2 separate regions of the Homo sapiens genome follow, and region 1 is linked to region 2. The links are chromatin loops, found by intact Hi-C in ENCODE. Cell type or tissue: K562. All regions are shown on one strand. Links, peaks and the distances in the headings refer to the core of each region. The heading gives the core; the rest is flanking DNA. Region 1 has its middle 5.8 kb from the start of DPYSL5. Region 2 overlaps CIB4 (calcium and integrin binding family member 4).

Evidence for each region. Peaks named below come from ENCODE experiments on the same cell type or tissue, not always from the same donor. Only the 100,000 strongest peaks of a DNase experiment are listed, where the experiment ranks them.
Region 1: it touches region 2 in a loop (5-fold over the local background); 4 of 110 quality-filtered maps call a loop at or near these places.

What each region holds. Positions count from the first base shown.
Region 1 is chr2:26,837,363-26,847,348 of GRCh38, forward strand. No RefSeq gene overlaps it. Among named protein-coding and RNA genes, the nearest start is that of DPYSL5, 5.8 kb to the right of the region's middle. In K562, for the core only: CTCF peaks have their summits at 1,351 and 3,790; a DNase peak (open chromatin) is centred at 3,789; H3K27me3 peaks cover 3,080 bases.
Region 2 is chr2:26,600,248-26,610,233 of GRCh38, forward strand. All of the region lies in intron 3 of CIB4 (calcium and integrin binding family member 4), which reads right to left. Among named protein-coding and RNA genes, the nearest start is that of CIB4, 36 kb to the right of the region's middle. In K562, for the core only: a CTCF peak has its summit at 5,387 (motif pointing right); a DNase peak (open chromatin) is centred at 5,354; H3K27me3 peaks cover 2,878 bases.

The DNA of each region.
Region 1 (9,986 bases), core at 633-8,632, 240 kb after region 2:
AAAAAACCCTGCAGACCCATCATCCAGACAACCGACATTTACAATCTGCTAAATTTCTGTCCAGGATTTTTTCTTTGTGTAGCCTTTTACCAATAGCATTTTATTTACACCTATATTATATCTCATACCCTCGTTCATCTCTTATAATAGTTCTCTGTGTCCTCCACAAGATTTTATGTTCCCTGAGGTCAGGAAAACCTGAAAAGTTTTTGTATTTCATATGGTTCTTGATATAACACCTGGAACTTACTAGGGTCTCAATAAGTGTTTATTTGACAGAGATGAATAAAGAAGAATCTTCACCATATCAAATCTATATCTGCTAGAGAAAAAAAAAATCACAGAATGATTAAGAAAAAATATGCATTATGAGAAACTTATTTTAAAGAGTTTACATCAGAAAAAGATGATAGGAATGGGCTGAAGACCTTAACAAGAGCAAGGACAAAGAGTTACTAAATTTACATGAGGGCTGCATGGCTGGTACCTCCTGGTCATCACATTGCTCAGAGGGCTAAATCTTTGGCCAGGCTAGTCCAGGAACTAGGCTGAGAGACCTGCACAGAGCATGTGGGCTATTCTCCCAGGGTGGGCCTACAGAGCCTAATGTGAGTACATTTCCTCAAGAGAGCAAGCCACAGATGGCACTTTATAGTGTGAATGCCACCTGTCCATGCTGACTGTTAGGCAAGGGGTCCTATCCTTCTGCAGAGTTAAATAAGATCACAAGATTTGTTAGGTGAATAAAGAACTCCAGACACAAGATTAGTCCTCATCCTTAGGGCTGTTTCTTGTGAAAGTTGTCAGAATCAAAATGGAGTCACTAATCTAAAAAAAAAAACCTGACAAATAGAGCTGGGTTTGAAGAGAGGCCATGAAGAGAGGGCTCTCATGCTTATATGCCTGATAAAAACTATCACAAAGACTGCAAAACCGCAACCTTGCGCAAAGGCTATGGCTACCTTACACACACAAAACTATTTCCTCCCACAAGGACATCTGCTCAGAAACTGCCTGTCTAATTCCATGCTGTTATTGATCTTTGTAGCCAAGGAAAATTATTTCAAAATAATCATGTAATCCTCATTTTTCCCTTTAAAAACCTTTGTCTTCCATTACCTCCCAGAATATGCACATAGTTTACTATGGCGCATGTATTTCCATTGCAATGCTCTACTCCCAAATAAATATCTTTATTTTACAGAACTTCTCTTTGTTATTTGGCATTCTCTTCATATTATGGTAAATCCTACTTTAATTTTCCTAGTTTACTGTAAGAACTATACCTATTATAAGTTTCAGCACTAGAGGTTTGGACAGTTCTATGCTTTTCTTTGTTCTGCCTCATGAGGGCTTTTGAGAAGACAAAAGTCAGAAACTCTAGAACTTCCATCTCCGTAAGGAGTAAGGCAAAACGCTGGCTCTCTGAACCACAACTACAAAGTTGCATACATAATTTTACAACCAGACTCTGCCACCAGACTCTCCTGGTCATTCTCAAAGACTTTGGATCAGTACAACGTCCTCCCTCTACCCAGGTCATGGAATCACAGAGTTCTACTTTTATTGGCCATTTTCTTCCCTCCATACTCAAGAGGAAGGATTCTCAAACAAGCAATGAAACTCCTTCTCTAGCTTACATCAGCTTGCAATTTAAAACTGTATTTCCAGATGAAGTTATGCCAGTATTTGACTGGAAAGGTTTTCAATAAACTTCTTAATTCATTCTTTCTTTCTTTCTTTTCTGAGACAGAGTCTCACTCTGTTGCCCAGGCTGGAGTGCAATGGCATGATCTCTGCTCCTTGAAACCTCTGCCTCCTGGGCTCAAGCAATTTCTCCTGCCTCAGCCTCCTGAGTAACTGGGGTTACAGGCACCCACCACGAAGCCTGGCTAATTTTTTCTATATTTAGTAGAGATGGGGTTTCACTATGTTGGCCAGGCTGGTTTTGAACTCCTGACCTCAAATGATCTGCCCACCTTGGCCTCCCAAAGTGCTGGGATTACAGGCATAAGCCACTGCACCCGGCCTAAACTTCTTAATTCTTTAACTCATCTTTTCTATACCTGGAATCCAGAGGAATGGCAGATTTTACACACCACAACTATCATGTTTCCATCAATCCAGGTGATGTGCAATTTCAAGGCTAATGGCTGCTAAGAACTATCCATACACACAAAGAAAGAGCAAAACCCGACGACTCTCTAAGCCTCAGATCAAATAATAACAAAAATAATTCACATTGATATAATGCTTTATATGCAATTCAAAGCTAAGCAATTTCTCTTTCCCTCCCTCCCTCTTTCTTTCTCTCTCTTTCTTTCTCTTTTTCTTTTTTCTTTTCTTTTCTTTTCTTTTGACAGGGTCTCACTCTGTCACCCAGCCTGGAGTGCAGCGGCATAAATAATGGGCTCACTGCAGCCTCAAACTCCTGGGTGCAAGAGATCCTCCCACCTCAGCCCCCCAAGTAGCTCAGACTGCAGGCACACACCACTATGACCAGCTAATTTTAAAATTTTTTTGTAGAGATGGGAGCTCACTATGCTGCCCAGGCTGAACAATTTCTGAAATGTTATCTCATTTGATCAGGTGCCCTAAGGCATTATCCGATCCTCAGGCACTTTGCCTCGACTCAAGTGAGTTCAATTCCCAGCACAAACATTTGCTGACACATCTCAAAGAACACTTAAATTATAGCCAGTCTGAGTACAGGCTCTCCTCCCTAAGAGAAAAAAGCTGAGGTGAGTTGGGGGGATGATGTATTTATTCACCTTCTAGTTCTGGCACACCAGGTGCGTGTGGTAAAACACCCACTGTTGAGCGGAGACTCCCTGGCTGCGGGTAGCTTGGCCCTCTTCAGGAAGTGGGGCACTGAATTACAGGTGCACAATCCTGGCATACTGTGTCCATGCCAAAAAGGGATGGGAGAGGGAGACAGGTAGGCTCTGGTTTTGGATTCTGGACACACAGAACAAAACATCCAAAGCTCATTTGAGGGACCTCGGTCCAACTACAACTCCTGGTACCCCGATACCTGGTAATAAGATCAGGTACCCAGATCTTGTGAGGAATCTGGCTAAACACCTGGCAAGTTTGGTGGGTCAAGATTCCCAGGAGAGGGATGGCAAAGATCTCAAGGACTATTTCCACTTGGTGTATGATAAAACCAAGTAGAGTTGTTTTATTTCTACCAGGACTATGATCTGTCTACTGTAATTTCACGCTTCATGGACATTTATTTCACTGAACAGATAATAACAATTGTAATTGCTAACAGTTTTAATTGCAGTACATGTGGCTTTTTTTTTTTTTTTTGGAACGAAGTTTCACTCTTGCCCAGGCTGGAGCGCAGTGGCGCGATCTCAGCTCACTGCAACCTCTGCCTCCCGGGTTCAAGCGATTCTCCTGCCTCAGCCTCCTGAGTAGCTGGAATTGAAGGCACCTGCCACCACGCCTGGCTAATTTTTATATATTTAGTAGAGATGGGGTTTCACCATGTTGACCAGGCTGGTCTTGAACTTCTGACCTCAGATGATCCACCCGCCTTGGCCTCCCAAAGTGCTGGGATTACAGGCGTGAGCCACCACGCCCGGCACATGTGATTTCTTTAATCCTCATTACACCTCCAAAGGTAGGTGCTCTGTTCTAACAGTACACTTCAATTGCACGGTGCTTTACATTGTCAAATTTTAAGCCTATTCATTATAAACCATTGACCAAACACTGAGCATGTGTCTCATACACAGGCACCTGATGTACATTTCCTCATGCACTCCCTACAGCCACCCTGTGGGTAGGAACTGAACTACCCTACTTGCACAGAGGAAGAAACCCAGATGTAGAGAGGCTGCATAACCTGACCAGGATCCACAGCTGAGAGAGTGATTCAGGGGGGTGTCAAAAGGAGGCCCACCATCTCCACACTCTGGGACTTTATCCAGCCTTTTTTGATCCTCAAAATAACAGAACTGGTCACTACTGCACTACAGTGGGGAAGAGAACATCCCCTGATGGAGGTGACTTCTCCCAGGTCACACAAGCACTTGCCCCACTTGGCCACATGGGCCAAGCCCTCTGAGACACTGGAGGTTTGAACAGTAGGATGCCTGGTCACCTGGATGCCTTACAGGGCTTTTTACCTGAAAGTGGGGAAGCAAATGAATCTAATTCTACAAATCACCAAATTCTACCCCATCACACAGTGGATGCTGCCTTGAAAATTATAACTCAAAATAACTTCCAATCCATACAATCCAACAAGAAAAAAATACCACCAACTAAAAAAAAAAAAATCAAAGTAACCATAATAGACTTGAGAAAAGGGAAACTGTAAATGGAATAATGTTTAGTAACAGGTAGTGTGGTCTAATGGAATAGACACAGAACCTGGAGTCAAACTGGGACTTTGATCTTAGCTCTGCCCCTTTGAGCTGTTTGACCCTGGGGAAGTTACTTCACGGTCCTGTTTCCCTCCTCCATAAAGTGAATGTCATGATCTCTTTCTCACAGGTGTGCTGTGGGATTAAATGAATAATATACATAAAGTATGCAGGAAATGCTCAATAGCTTTTGCTTTTTTTTTTTTTTTTTTTTTTTTGAGACGGAGTCTCACTCTGTAGCCTAGGCTGGAGTGCAGTGGTGCAATCTCAGCTCACCACAACCTCCACTTCCCAGGTTCAAGAGATTGCCCTGCTTCAGCCTCCTGAGTAGCTGGGATTACAGGTGCCCGCCACCATGCCTGGCTAATTCTTGTACTTTTAGTAGAGAAGGGATTTCACCATGTTGGCCAGGCTGGTCTCAAACTGTTGGCCTCAAGTGATCCACCCGCCTCAGCCTCCCAAAGTGTTGGGATTACAGGTGTGAGCCACAGCACCCAGCCTAGCTTTAATTCTTATTTAGGTAAGTTCTGATTAATGCAACTAAAAAAGAAAAATTAGGGCCAAGGGCAGTGGCTCAAACCTGTAATCCCAGGCTGATGCAGGAGGATTACTTAAAGACAGGAGTTTGAGACTAGCCTGGGCAAAATAGTGAGACCTCATCTCCCCAGAAAGATTTTTAAAATGAGCTGGGCTGCAGTGAGCTATGATTGTACCACTGCACTCCAGCCTGGGTGACAGAGTGAGACCCCATCTCTAAAAAACAAAAACAAAAGAAAGCTCAACGGAGGAACTGGCTTCATAAAAAGAATATCAGGGAAAGGTAGTAAGGGTATTTCTTACTGTTTTTGGTTTTTTGTTTTTTGTTTTTTTTTTTTTGAAATAGAGTCTTACTCTGTCACCCGGGCTGGAATTCAGTGGCGTGATCTTGGCTCCACCTCCAGGGTTCAAACAATTCTCCTGCCTCAGCCTCACGAGTAGCTGGACCACAGGCGTGCACCATCACACCAGCTAATTTTTGTATTTTTAGTAGAGACAGGGTTTCGCCATGTGAGCCAGGCTAGTCTCAAACTCCCGACCTCAGGTGATCCACCCGCCTTGGCCTCCCAAGTGCTGGGATTACAGGTGTGAGCCACCACACCTGGCCTTACTGGCTTACTTCTTTGGATTCACCTAATAAATAAAAATTAAATTTGGGGGCATGGGTGAGAGGATTCTTTCCTATGTTCTCAGCTCCTCCACCAGTAGGGGCTCAGTAAAGCCCTGTGTTGTGGAAAATGACAGGTAGGGAACCAAAAGGTGATTAAAGATCTGGCTCTTAGAGTAATTCTTTTGTTCCCTGAAGGTGATTGTTTGACTTATGTTTCTTGTCCTCATTATTATTCTTTCTAATACTCGAATTTTATTTGTTAAGGGAGAAAAAAGGCTTAAAACAAAGCCTCATTATCCTCATCTGGATAATGATGGCATTGTGAGACTATGCAATTTCTTGCTTTGTTTGGCTTAAAGAACCTCTATATGTGCGTGAAATAAATGCCAATTTAACGTTTTAGATTTCTGCTACAAGGCTGGGGCAGCTGGAATCATCCAGCAGTTCCTCCTTTATGCTGGTTTGTGGCCATTCTCGTTCCAAGAGAAGACAAACTTGCATTTCAAAATTAAACTCTGAAATTTAAAAATAAAAGCAGGAAAAAAAAAAAAACCAAAACTTTCCTAGGCCAGAAGGAATGATTTAAATTTTCGGAGAGCTCCTTGGCGTTTCAAGGGTAGTGATAAACCATTGGAATTTACTTTGATGTTTCAGCTCTAGCACAGCACCCCCTCAGCCTCCCCAGGCCTCCTCCTCCATCCCCTGTGTCTGACTGGGTAGTTACTGCTCTGGGGCCTGGAACCCTTCCAGTCTCATTCCCCTGTTTGTGTATCTGAATATCTCTATGTCTTTAGATCTTCTTCATGCTGCCTCTGTTGTCCTGTCTCCCTCTCCCAAAGTCTGTTTGTCTGTCTTGTTGCCCCCCCGGCCCCGTGCTTTTTAAATTTGGCTCCTGCTTTGTGGCACTGTCTTGAATACACAGGTTTGACTGCTGGTTGACATTTATTTATTTGTTTGTTTGTTTATTTTGAGATGGAGTCTTGCTCTGTTACCCAGGCTGGAGTGCAATGGCAAGCTCTCAGTTCACTGCAGCCTCTGCCTCCCGGGTGCAAGCGATTCTACGGCCTCAGCCTCTGGAGTAGCTGGGATTACAGGCCTGTGCCACCACACCCGGCCAAATTTTTTTTTCTTTTTTTCTTTTTTTCTTTTTTTCTTTTTTTACTGAGACGGCGTCTCGCTCTGTCACACAGGCTGGAGTGCAGTGGCCCGATCTCGGCTCACCACAACCTCCGCCACCCGGGTTCAAGTGATTCTCATGCCTCAGCCTCCCGAGTAGCTGGGACTACAGGCGGTTGCCACCACACCCAGCTAATTTTTTGTATTTTTAGTAGAGATAGGGTTTCGCCATGTTGGTCAGGCTGGTCTCAAACTCCTGACCTCAGGTGATCCACCTGCCTCGGCCCCCCAAAGTGCTGGGATTACAGGCCTGAGCCACCGCACCCGGCCTATTTTTTTTTCTTTCTTTTTTTTAGATGGAGTTTTGCTCTTGTTGCCTAGGCTGGAGTGCAATGGCGTGATCTCGGCTCACCACAACCTCTGTCTCCCGAGTTAAAGTGATTCTCCTGCCTCAGCCTCCTGAGTAGCTGGGATTACAGGCATGCGCCACCATGGCTGGCTAATTTTGTATTTTTAGTAGAGACGGGGTTTCTCCATGTTGGTCAGGCTGGTCTCGAACTCAGGTGATCCGCCCGCCTTGGCCTCCCAAAGTGCTGGGATTATAGGCATGCACCACCATGCCTGGCCTATTTTTTCTTTCTGAGACAGGGTCTCCCTCTGTCACCCAGGCTGGAGTGCATTGGAGCAATCTGGGTTCACTGCAACCTCTGCCTCCTGGGTTTAAGTGATGCTTTCACCCCAGCTTCCTGAATAGCTGGCACTACAGGCACTTGCTACCATACTCAGCTAATTTTTAAAATTTTTTTGCAGAGACAAGGACTCATTATATTGCCCAGGCTGATCTCAAACTCCTGGGCTTTGTGATCCTCCCACCTTGACCTCCTAAAGTGCTGGGATTATAGGCATGAACTACTGCACCTGGCCTCACTTTTTTTTTTTAATGGCTAACTAGACTTCACAATGTGTTCCCCACACTAGGGTTGTCACTGAGAAGTATAAGGAGCAAAAAAAGGTGAAAAGAGAAGGATGAGGAGGAAACTTAATATTATACAAAGCTCCTGGGAATACTGGAGAGCCCCTTTCCCGGGGGCACTTCGAGGAGGAACAGGTTGCCGCTGCAGAGGAAGGAACATCTGGGTTCCATGACTTGGCAACAGGCTCTCCTTGAGGGTCACTCACCGTCACAGGCTCTCTCTGCACTGGAGATCCGGCCTTCTGGAGGCTGGCAGGGAGGACGTGCTGAAGCAGGAAGGGCTCAGCTTTGCACCAGGCAGATGTCCTTTGGAATCCTGGCTCTGCTGCTTACAGCAGTGTGACTTCGCAGGCAAATCGTTTAACCTCTCTAAATCCAGATAGCCTCATTTGTAAGAAATGAGCAATGCTACCTCCTGTGTGGAGTAGCAAGGATTAAATGATGTGTTGTAAAACACCAAATAGACCCGGGCTCATAATAGGAGTTCAGACAGTGCGATTTTCCTCCCTCCTCCTTTCATGGTGGTCTTTAACTTGTATTTATTCTGAAGTTTGTTAAGGCTGTTGGGAACTCAGAACACATTTACTCATAAAAACCAGTAGCCCTGGGCTTTGTGAGGTCTGACCCCCAACCCCTGCCTAACTCACCATCCCCATTCTCTTCCCATCACCCTCATTCAGGGACTTGACTTTCAAGACATGGTGGGTTCTTCTGCTGTCTTCCAAATACCCGCTTGGGTTCCCCACCCATAAGCTTTTGCTCCTTCACCCCAGAATCTCAGACCTTTGCTTAGAACTGTCCATCAAATCAATATCCAGGTGAAATCCAAATTCTAGCTCCTCCATCTCCCAGTGTTATGCAGAACTGCTTTCTTTCTCGTCTGAATTCTTATTCTACTTTATCTGACCGAGTAGTAATATGAGCTTTATAATAAAAATCACAACATATTGCCTTTTGTGGCTGTTACTGTGGGGAGTGTCACATATTCTTATATCCCTCACACTGTTCAATAACCACTTTCTGTGGGATAAATAATAATAGCTGCATTTGTTGCATGCACACTATGCCAGGCAATGTGCTATGGCCTTTATCTACCTTTCTTCATTTAATTTCCACGACAAGGTTAAAAGAATGTATATGACCCCAGTATTCTGGGTGGAGCTAAGGGTCAGATGGAGTAAGTCACTTTCTCAAGGTCAAGTCGGCAGAAACTGAAGGAGCAAGGATTCCAACCCAGCAATGCGGGACTCCCAGCTCTGTGCTCTTTCTACTTCCCAGGAAACGGAGCCTAAGTTAGCAACAACAAACCGAAGTCGAGGACTGAGGACATATGCAACCCCCGGTTTGGGTGCAACCTTTATCAATATCCTAAACTGACAGATGACGTAGAGGCAGCCGTTTCGCTGACTAGGGAAGGTAGCCCAAGAAAGCTAAGATGCTAGAATCCAAATTTAAGGTCTACGAGACGCTGCAGAAAACATTTACAGTCACTAGAGGGCTCTCTCTCCCTTAAGCAAAAAGCGCAGCACCGCCCGCGCGCGGTAGTCTCGGAACCCCGCCGCCGGGAGGCCGCTGGCAGCTCCACGCCACCTCCCTGAAGCCCAGTCCATTTTGCCTACATCCCTGTCCGGGCAAGCCCTGGAGAATCCATAGGGCAGTGCCCCAAGCTGGAGCAGTTTTCACAGCCACATCCCGGGCTGCACTGGGTTAGGGATGCTTTGAGGTTCCTCTGGGGGCTCCCTGCTCTCTGCTTACCAAGCAGGCGGGAGTTGGGAAGGGGAGAAGGAGTGCAGACTCAGGGGTGGGGTAATCCAGAAATGCATCCCTCAAAGGCCAGCCTGGCCTGGTCCAGGCCCTAAGCTCTCTGGGGAAGGACGGCAGGGAACCCCGCCTTGGCGGGCTCTGCGGGTCCTGCGCCCGGGTAGATTTTGCTGAGATGGGGAGAGGGGACCCCCTCCACGCCCCCGGAGTAGTGAACACCATTTTGTTTGAAAGTATCCTGCAAAGAGAACCACCTCACGAGGCCATGGCTGCCAGGGGACTCCTCTCCCCACCGGATCGCCGGGGAGCCCGGGGAGGGAGGGATTCTGCAGCTGCAGCTTGGAGGTCCTTGATGCTGCATTTTAACGCGCATCGCAACGCCTTTGGAGTGACATTAAGTGCAAAGAGGCAAATGACTAATCCAAACTATTATTACAACTGCAGAAAATAACACAGATCAATGGCAAAGGCTTGAACCGGGATTAGCTAGGGAGGTGGGACAAACCGGGGATGATCCTTCCTCTCCTTTTTTAGATTTGTTTATTTTGGTAAATTATGTATGTATTTAAACATGAAGAAACAGGTGAAGCGAATGTAAATTGGGTTATAA
Region 2 (9,986 bases), core at 1,279-9,278:
TACAAAAATTAGCCAGGCGTGGTGGTGAGCGCCTGTAATCCCAGCTACTCGGAGGCTGAGGCAGAAGAATTGCTTGAACTCGGGAGGCAGAGGTTGCAGTGAGCCGAGATCGTGCCACTGCACTCCAGCTTGGGTGACAGAGCAAGACTCTGACTCAAAAATAAATAAATAAATAAACAAATAAAGAAATAAAATGATATGATTAATGTTTATATTTTGAACATTTTACACAGATGTAAAGCACTTGTCAAAGAAAGAGGTAGATGAAGGTGTCTGTTAGAGTGGTATAGAAGAGGTCAGTCCTTCCTCAGTCTTGAGTGGAGTCCTCAGTTTACCTGAAGCACCCTCTCACCCAGAAAGGCACTGCCCAAAAAGTGCCTCATGGCTGTGTAAGGTTAGGTGAGCAGAGCCCATGTCCTGGGAGAAGGGTGTAACAAAACCTTTTGTATTTTAGTGCCTTTTAAAACTCCCCTCAGATATACTTATGGGTTAGAAGGCTCAATATTATTAATGTTGATTCTTTCCAAATTGATCCATAAAGTTAATGCAGTTCTAGTTAAAGTTTTCCAGCCAGTCCATTTTGCAGGACTTGACAAGCCAATTCTAAAGTTTACGTGGAAATGCAGGGGTGAAGAACAGCCAAGTTAATCCTAAAGAACAACAAAGCTGGAGGACTTATACCACTAGATATCAAGACCTAGGCTGGGAGCGGTGGCTCACACCAGCACTTTGGGAGGCTAAAGGGTGAGGATTGCTTCAGTCCAGAGTCTGAGACCAGACTAGGCAACATAATGAGACCCTGTCTCTACAAAAAAAATTAAAAATTGGCCAGGTATGGTCTTGCACGCCTGTAGTTCCAGGTACTTGGGAGGCTGAGGTACAAGGATCAATGAGCCTAGGAGGCTGAGGCTGCAGCATGCCATGATTGTGCCACTGCACTCCAGCCTGAGTGACAGAGTGAGACCATGTCAAAAAAAAAAAAAAATATATATATATATATATATATATATATATATATATATGCATGCTAAGCCTTTAGTAATTAATGTGGTATGGTATTTGTTCAAGGATAGACAAATAGATCAATGGCCATAATGGAGACTCCAGAAACAGACCCACACATATATGGCTACCTGATTTATGACAAAGATAACATGGCAATGCTGTGGGGGAAGGGACAGTCTTTTCCATAAGTGATGTTGGGTTTAGTGGACATTCATATGGGGAAAAAATGAATCTTTATAATCCTACCTCACACCATACACAAAAATCAAATCCAGACTGATCATAGATCTAATATGTAGGACTAAAATAAAACATTAGGTAACTATCACAGGAGGATATCTTCATAATCTCGGGGGCAAAGACTGTTTAACAATATACAAAAGCACAAACCATAGGAGAAGACTCATAAATTGGAGTATATTAAAAATTTTCAAATTACATTGCTCAAAATACATAATTAAGACAATGAAAAGGCAAGCCATAATAATCACTAGGTACTTCCACAGGTGAATGGATAAACAAACCATGGTGCATTCATGCAATGGAATACTACTCAGCAATAAAAATGAAGAACCATTGATTAATGAAACAACGTGGATGATTCTTCAATGCATTTTGCTAAATAAAAGAAGTCAGACACAAAGGGCTACATATTGTATGAGTCCATCCCAGAAAATGTAAAACCATAGGGCTGGAAAACAGATCATAGCTGTCAGTGGTTGTGGGAGGGGGAATGAGTTCACTACAAAGGAAATTTTGGGGGTGATGGAACTGTTCTCTAGGGTGCTGTGGTGCAGATAGAAGCCATGCCTTTATGCATTTCTGGAAACCCATAGAACTGTACACCACAGAGTGAACTTTACTGGATGCAAATCAAAGACAATATGGGATGATAGAGAATCCAGGATGGAATACAGGTCATGGCAAATGAAACCAACTGTATTACAAATGCATGACAAAACCTTCCTGAAAGGAGTGGAAGAAGAGGAAGTGACCAAGTAACTTTGAAAGGTGGTGTTTGACCAGGTACGTAGTCTAAAGACCAAAATAATATAAATAAACTTCTAGGGAGTATTCTAGGGAGTCATTCCAGGGAGTATTCTAGGGAGTGTATTCTAGGGAGTCAATTTGATTCTCACAGGGTTATGGATTAGCAATTCTTACCACAAGTATACAAAGAGTGAACAAATACATAAATAAATAACAAGTTATAAGTAAGATAAAATAAGTTATAAAGAAGCAAGAGGGAAGGCTAGATATGGTACTGGATTAGTCAGAGACATCAATATGAACTAATGGGTATTTTACTACATGTACAGATGGATAGATACAAAATAAATATTGATGTGTAGTATACATGGGTTAGTATACATACCTATATTTTCTAGCTTCTGTCTACCAAATAACTTTACAGTGGAGAAACTTAGAAATACCATCCTCACCAAATGATCAAGGTTAATATCACCAGTAATAGGTCATGTTGATGTCAGGTATCCCCTGGTATGATGCAATGAGAAGGGCGGTTCAGGCCAGGTGCAGTGGCTCACGCCTGTAATCTCGAGCTTGGGTGGCTGAGGCGGGAGGCTCACTTGAGGACAGGCATTCGAAATCAGCCTAAGCAACATAGTGAGATCCCATCTCTAAAAAATTAAAATAAGCTGGTGTGGTGTTCTGTGCCTGTAGTCCTAGCTACTCGGGAGGGTAAAAGGGGAAGATCACTTGAGCCCAGAAGTCCAAGGCTGCAGTGATCTATGATCGCTCCACTGTGGCATGGGCGATAGAGCAAGACCCTGTCTCTAAAAAACGGGGTGGGGTGGGGGGGTTCACTTCTGTGGTATTTGCACAAATCCATTACTTCTGTCTAATTATGAGAAAACATCTGACAGACCCAAGTTGAAAGATGTTCTACAAAAACACCTGGTCTGTGCTCTCCAAAAAATCATGGAAAAGCGAGACTGAGAAACTATCACAGATCAGAGGAACGAAAAACACGCAATGACTAAATGGAAGGTGGGACCCTGGAGGGGATCCTGACACAGATCAAAAAACATGAGTGGAAAACTAGTGCAAGCCGAGCAAAGTTTGTATTGCATTAATACAATGCAAGCACTAATTTTTATTTCTTAGTTTTGAAAAATAAAGTAAATATAAAAATACCTATATAAAAATATAATAGGTATACAGGTCCTGTATACCTTTCACCCAGCTTTCCCTGATGTGAATACAGGGTGAAAGGTACACAGTCTTGTCTTACTAAATCTTAAAAGCTGGACTTGAAAATATCAATGATTTCAGTAACAAAACAGCATCCAAGAACAAAACTCAGTAACATTTAAATGAATGCAACAAAATTAAACACCTAACCATACAAAATTTACAGTGTTTAGCATCCAGTAAAAAATTATCCATCATGCAAAAAAAGAAGGAAAATAAGACCCACAACCAGTAGAAAAATCAGCTAAAGAAAACAGACCCATGCTTATGCCTGTAATCCCAGCACTTTCGGAGGCTGAGGCAGGCAGATCACTTGAGCCCAGGAGTTCAAGACCAGCCTGGGCAACATGGCAAAAACCCTATCTCTATTTTAAAAAAATACAAAAATTTACCAGGTGTGGTGGTGTGCGCCTGTAGTCATAGCTCTTCAGGAGACTGAGGTGGGAGGATCACTTGAGCCCAGGAGGCAGAGATTGCAATGAGCCAAGATTGTGCCACTGCACTCCAGCCTGGGCAACAGAGCAAGAGCATACCTTAAAAAAAAAAAAAAAAAGAAAGAAATATGAAGAAAACTACATCAATGCACAGCATAATCAAACTGCTAAAAAGCAGTAATAAGAAGAAAAATCAGAGCTGGACATGGTGGTTCATGCCTGGAATCCCAACACTTTGGGAGGCAGAGGCAGGAGGATCGCTTGAGCCCAGGAGTTCGAGACCAGTCTGGGCAGTTTAGCAAGACCCTGTCTCTACTAAAAATAAAAAAATTACCTGGGCATGGTGGTGCACGCCTGCAGTCCCAGCCACCTGGGAGGCTGAGGCAAGAAGATTGCTTGAGCTCAGGAGAACGAAGCTGCAGTGAGCTATGATCATGCCACTGCACTCCAGCCTGGGTGACAGAGCAAGACCCTGTTTAAAAAATATAAATAAAAAGAAGAAGAAAAATCTTTCTCCAGAGGCAGGAAACACACAGGTAGAGAGGAACAAAGATAAAAATGACACTAGGTCTCTTATCAGAAACTAAGCAAGCCAGAAGACAATGGAGCGATATATTTTACTCTCTGAGAGAAAGAAAAAAGTCTCTTATTCTACTCTTCTATACCCAGCAAAAATACCTTTCCAATCTGAAGACAAAATACTCTTTTTTTCCCCCAGACAAACAAAACCTGGGTGAATGCATCAGCAGTAAACCAGAGCTACAAAAAATATAAAAGGAAGTCCTTCTGACAGAAGGAAAATTCCAGAAGGAAGCCTGTTTCTGCACAAAGGAATGAAGAATATTAGAAATCATAAGTAGGTGAGTAAACATAAAGGGTTTTTCCCCTCATTTTGAATCCTTTTCAAGAAGACAAATTCACAATTATAGTTGGAGAGTTTAACATCCAATGATTGATAGAACAAGTAGGACCTCTAAAAATCATTAAGGATATGAAAGACTTAAAAAGACTACCAATCAACGGGACCCAATTGATATTTTACAGAACACGCCACCCCACACAGCAGAATATACATTTTTTTCCAAGTGTACTTAGAATATTTACCAAGATAGACCATATTCAGGGTTATAAAACCAATCTCAATGAATTTAAGAGGATTTAAAGCATACAGAAAATGTTATTTGAACACAACAAAATTAAATTAGAAATCAATAATAAAAAGATTCTTGAAAACCCTCAAAGTCAAAGAAATCATGAATAATTAGAAATTATTTTGAACTAAGTGAAAATGAAAACATAACATATGAAAATTTGTGGTATTCAGTGAAAGCAATGTATACATGGAAATTAATAGCATTAAATGCTTGAATTTTTTAAAAAAAGAAAGGTTTTTAATGTTTGTTCAAGTAAAAAAAAAAATGTCCTTCACCCCTTGTTGGCAGTCAGTCACCGGGGGAAAGTGTATCAGCTGGTGGATGGTGGAACCCATTCCACCCTGTGCTCCTGGGCTACCTGCAAGTGGCTGCCCGGAGGAAATGGAAGAGCTTATCACCACCCACGGTGACTTGGACGCCACAGGTAGATGAAGTTGCTGGACTCACCTGCGAACAGGGGAGTGGACGCCCTTTCAGGGAAGGCTCTTCTTCCTTCATCTCACTGCCTAGGAGGAATTCCTAGTTCTGGGTCTGAACCAGGATTCACCCTTCAGCACTAGAGTATCTCTACCAGAAGGTGGCAGTGTTGGGTCAGCATCATTCAGTCAGTTCACAGACCCAACAAGTGAGCACCTACTGTGTGCAGGCTGTGACGACCTTGCAGGCAGGTGGCAGGGACGATATTATCACTTCATTTTGCAAATGCAGGGTCGATATTATCACTTCATTTTACAAAGAGAGGAAACAGCTCAAGCCCAAAGAAGGAAAGCAACTAGCCAAACGAAGGTCAGGACTCAAATTCTGAATTCAAATGCCCAACTACAGTGCTACTTTTGACTCCATCGAGCATTTAATTAACTGTTTCCCAAGAAAATGTTTCAAAATCACACTCCCACCTACCATGCAGGCGGGGTTTGAGGAATCGCCATGAGTCCCATGACCCTGCCAGCCCGCAGTTACTCAGAGAACAGGCCAAGGGCAGGGGGGAGGCGCGGGGGAGGGCGAATGATGTGGCTTCTTCCTTTGGGAATGAAGACACAAAGCTCATCGTCTGAACTTCAAGTCCTTGCCGCAAATGCATCAGGGTGAGGTACTGAGCAACAGACACTGCGCTGAGTCCTGGGGCCCCCCAAAATGATGCAGACGCTGCCACTGCACTCCAAGAAACTCAGCCTAGGCACTTACAGATGTTTCTTCAGAACCAGACAGCGTGGGGAAGTATCTCAATCAAGCGCACGCAAAGTGCTATGACAAGAGCTAGGACAGGACAGTGAGGCTGGGAGGCAGGACGGACAAAGGGCTCGGAAGGAGAAACCAGGAAGAAGACAGAGGGGAGCAAAGCCGAGGCCAAATCCAGAAGGGAGGGAGATGTGGTGGAGGATTCAGGGAAAAGCTGTTCAGGGGAATGAGAAAAGAGGCAGGGCCAGAGGACTCCCCCCTCCTCCCGCGCCCCTCAAGCTGTCTCTTTCCCTTCCAGGGAATAAAAATGTGAAGGAGGAGAAGGCAGCAGTGGGGTTTAACTTGGACTCTGAAACCCCTCAGAGACTCTAGCTGGTTGGTATGACCCTCCCCAGGTAGAAAGAACCCTGAAATTTTCATTTCTGGGGCGCTGGGGTCCAGGGAGCATGGAGGGTGAGAAATTTATTTAGGTGAATGCACTTCCTCTATTGTCCGGGGCCCTGGAGGCATCTTTCCTGCTAATTATTTATAAGAAAGGGATAGCCCCTGTGTTTGAGATGCTCAACCTTCCTGAAGTCTAAAAACAGAGAGGCTCAAATGGGAGCTGTCTCCTAGTGACAGATGGGCTGGCAGGGTCAGGCTAAGGATGTGTCCTGCCGGCAGCTGGAGGCGGATCGCTAATGGAACAAATAGGGAAGAAAGGCAGTAAAAATGTTAAATATTATTAAACAGCCATGGGATCATGTGGCTTGAACCTGACTCAGACCCACCAAACCAGTCCTCCCCAGATTCCAGGCCAACAGGTACCTGCCACTCCCTGGAGGAAACTTCCCAAAGAGCCATCTGCCCTAACTACCTCTCCTAGGTGGAGCTCAAAGGACTGCAGGCCTGAGGTTTTGGGGGCCACCTAGAAGCCTGGTCTTGCGTTGTGGGAGATTTGGGGTAGGCAGTGGAGCGAGCAGAGGCTCTGGAGTCAGATTGACTCTAAAAAGTTAGTATAATGACTTCTTATTTGACATCTACAAGATTTTCCCATCTTGCAGCTTTTGACTATATTTATACAATCTCAATATTTTAATAGTGCAACTTGCCCGAGCAAAAAAGAACAAAAAAGATAACCAAAAATCAATTGTCCCCTCACTTGTTCATCAACATCTATTACAGGAGAAACAAAACTTACCCGTATTGTAGATAAATATCTATCCACGTTTGTACATTACCATTTTTAATAGCTTGTGATCAACTCTACAATATCTTATAACACATTAAACAATATTCAAATTCCTAGATAACAACACAACAAAACAAGCTGTGTGACCTCCATTTCCCCATCTGTAAAATGGGTAAAGTCATAGCCTTGTTCACAGGGTTTTGTGGGGCTCGAATGAGATTATATTTGCAAAACACCTGGCACTGCCAGGACCCGGATAAACATTTGCTACCATGAATAACCCCCACCCCACTTCACCTGTCCTCCATCAGCACCACCAGCACCACCAACACTCCTGGCTCTGGTAGAGCTGTTCATTTTGAGCTCCAAGCAAAGCTGTTACCTGGGCCAGCGTGTGTCCAGGGGTTCACCCTGCCTGCCGGAGGGCAGCAGAAATGTGTGTTCTGGCTCTTCAGATGCTGACTTTGGCCAGAGGCTTGGCTGGCCAGCCAGGCTGATGTGAATGTCACCTCCACGTGAAATCTCCAGGGGACTCAAAGGAGAGCAGCTCTGGCCGGGCGCGATGGCTCACGCCTGTAATCCCAGCACTTTGCAAGGCTGAGACGGGTGGATCACCTGAAGTCAGGAGTTCAAGGCCAGCCTGGCCAACATGTTGAAACCCCACCTTTACTAAAAATACAAAACTTAGCTGAGCTTGGTGGCGCATGCCTGTAATCTCAGCTACTCAGGAGGCTGAGGCAGGAGAATCCCTTGAACCCAGGAGACGGGAAGGTTGCAGTGAGCTGAGATTGCACCACTGCACTCCAGCCTGGGCAACAGAGTTAGACTCTGTCTCAAAAAAAAAAAAAAAAAAGGAGAGTGGGTCTGGTGAGAAGGGGGTGAGAAGGGGGCTCACGTGCTGTGTACCTACCTACATTTCACCTCGCTCTGCAATTGAGGCTAGAGAATGACAGAGGCACTAACACATTGGCTGTGTGTCTGAGTCCCACAGGGAATTTGAAACAAAATTCAGATGCCTTAACCCTAGCATAGACTTTCCGAGTCAGCACCTCTAGGCCTAAGGCCCAAGAGTCTGTATCTGAATAAGCTGCCTGGGTTTCTCCGTGGACAATCCTTAGACTACATCCACTAAATGACCTGATCGAACTCCCAGGGCCACTAAATGGCAGAGACATGACACCAGATGCTGTCAGGCTGACTCCCAGGCTGCCCCATCCTTGCCTGGACAGAGCCTGCCACCCAACAGGGGTGGCGATGCGATGGGGGCTGTGGGGAGAAGTGGTGTGAAGCGCAGACCACACCCAGCCTCACTCCAGTGCAAACCACCAACCTGGAAACAGTGGTTTGGCACAGATCTCACCAAGCCTTCTTTCTCTCCCTGCACTCCCCAGCACCCCTGTCTCGTGGGTGGCCGGGCCCTGCAGAGGTGGCATAGCACATCACCCCCACCCCGGGGCCCACCCTCTTCTCACCTCTCCCTCTCTTGCTCTCTCGTCGCTCATGGTCACTTCCACCTGAGATGAGCTGTCTCTCCTGCAAGCCTGTCCTTTAACTGGCTTCCCTCTTCTAATTTCTGCCAGATTTTTTTAGGAAATGTTTCTATTGACAACCGCAGCCCTTTTGACAAAAACCACTTCTCCCAGAGCCCCAAATAAAGCACTGTTGTTAAATGGATGACTCTAGTTTTATTCTACCGCTTTGCTGGTTTTATCGAATTACGACGGTAATGAGAAAAAGATTATTATTGACACTAAAACAACTGGTGTGGGGGAAGGTGAGTCCTGTGAGTGGGGACGCCCCTCTGGTCTGAACAGGCCTGGGTGGAGGCAGGAGCTGGTGCCCAGTACAGAGAGAATGGGGCCCTTACAGGCACTCCAGGATAGAGGCTGAGGAGGGCAGGGGGAAGAGGAAGGGGAGAGGCAGCAGCGGATGCAAATGCTACAAGCCAGGGCCCTTACAGAGACCACCTCCCTCCTCTCCCCACCTCCCTCTCCCCAGCCTTCAGTGGTGCTGACCGAAATTCACACAGTGCTTGACATGAGTGGAATTTTTGCAGATGTCAGTGAAGAGGCCGAGAGTTTTGTCTGGGTGAATGTGAAGCGAAGCAGACATGCAGGAGACGGAGGCAGAGGGAACAGAAGGAAGATGTAGGAGCCCCTCTTCTTGTGAACCTCACTCCCACCCCAGACAAAAGAACAGAAAGATAGGGGAGGACCGCATACGCTCTTGGGCCAGAGAGGAGGAGGGAAGGGATTTCACAGCCATTTCAACTCCATTTTTCAGGGCGGGAAGGTCCCAGGCGCAACAGGGCTCCAGGTCTGGGCGCAAGGTTATTTTCTCAATTTTAATGCTGTTGTACTATGAGTAGCTTCAATGCTTGTGGCTCAGGCTGGGAACTTAAACACAGTTTATACGTTTTCCCACGGAAAACACAAACAAAGTTCCGAACAACCAATATGAAAACCCTTTAAAACACAATCTGTACCTGTACTTTACAGGCAGTTAGTTCAAAGCAAGAGACTGTAACTAACAGGATGAAGTCACCCACTCAAGGGCAGACCAGGCAGCGGAAGCTTAGAAAACTGCCTAGAACATTCGCTCCTCTGCTTCTCGTGGGAGCAGGCTGGGTTCCGCTTGGAGTGGCAGGGCCCCGCTGTGCCTCCACGACCCTCCTGGTTCCGGCCTACTGTTTACAAGCAGCCTTCCTGTTTGTAAGCCGCCAGAGGTTCTCAGATGGTGTCAGGGCTGCTTTGCAGCTGTTTGGGGACACCCAGCACAGGGCACGCTGGGAACCATGTTCCCTGTGAACTCTGCAGGCTGTAGATCTTT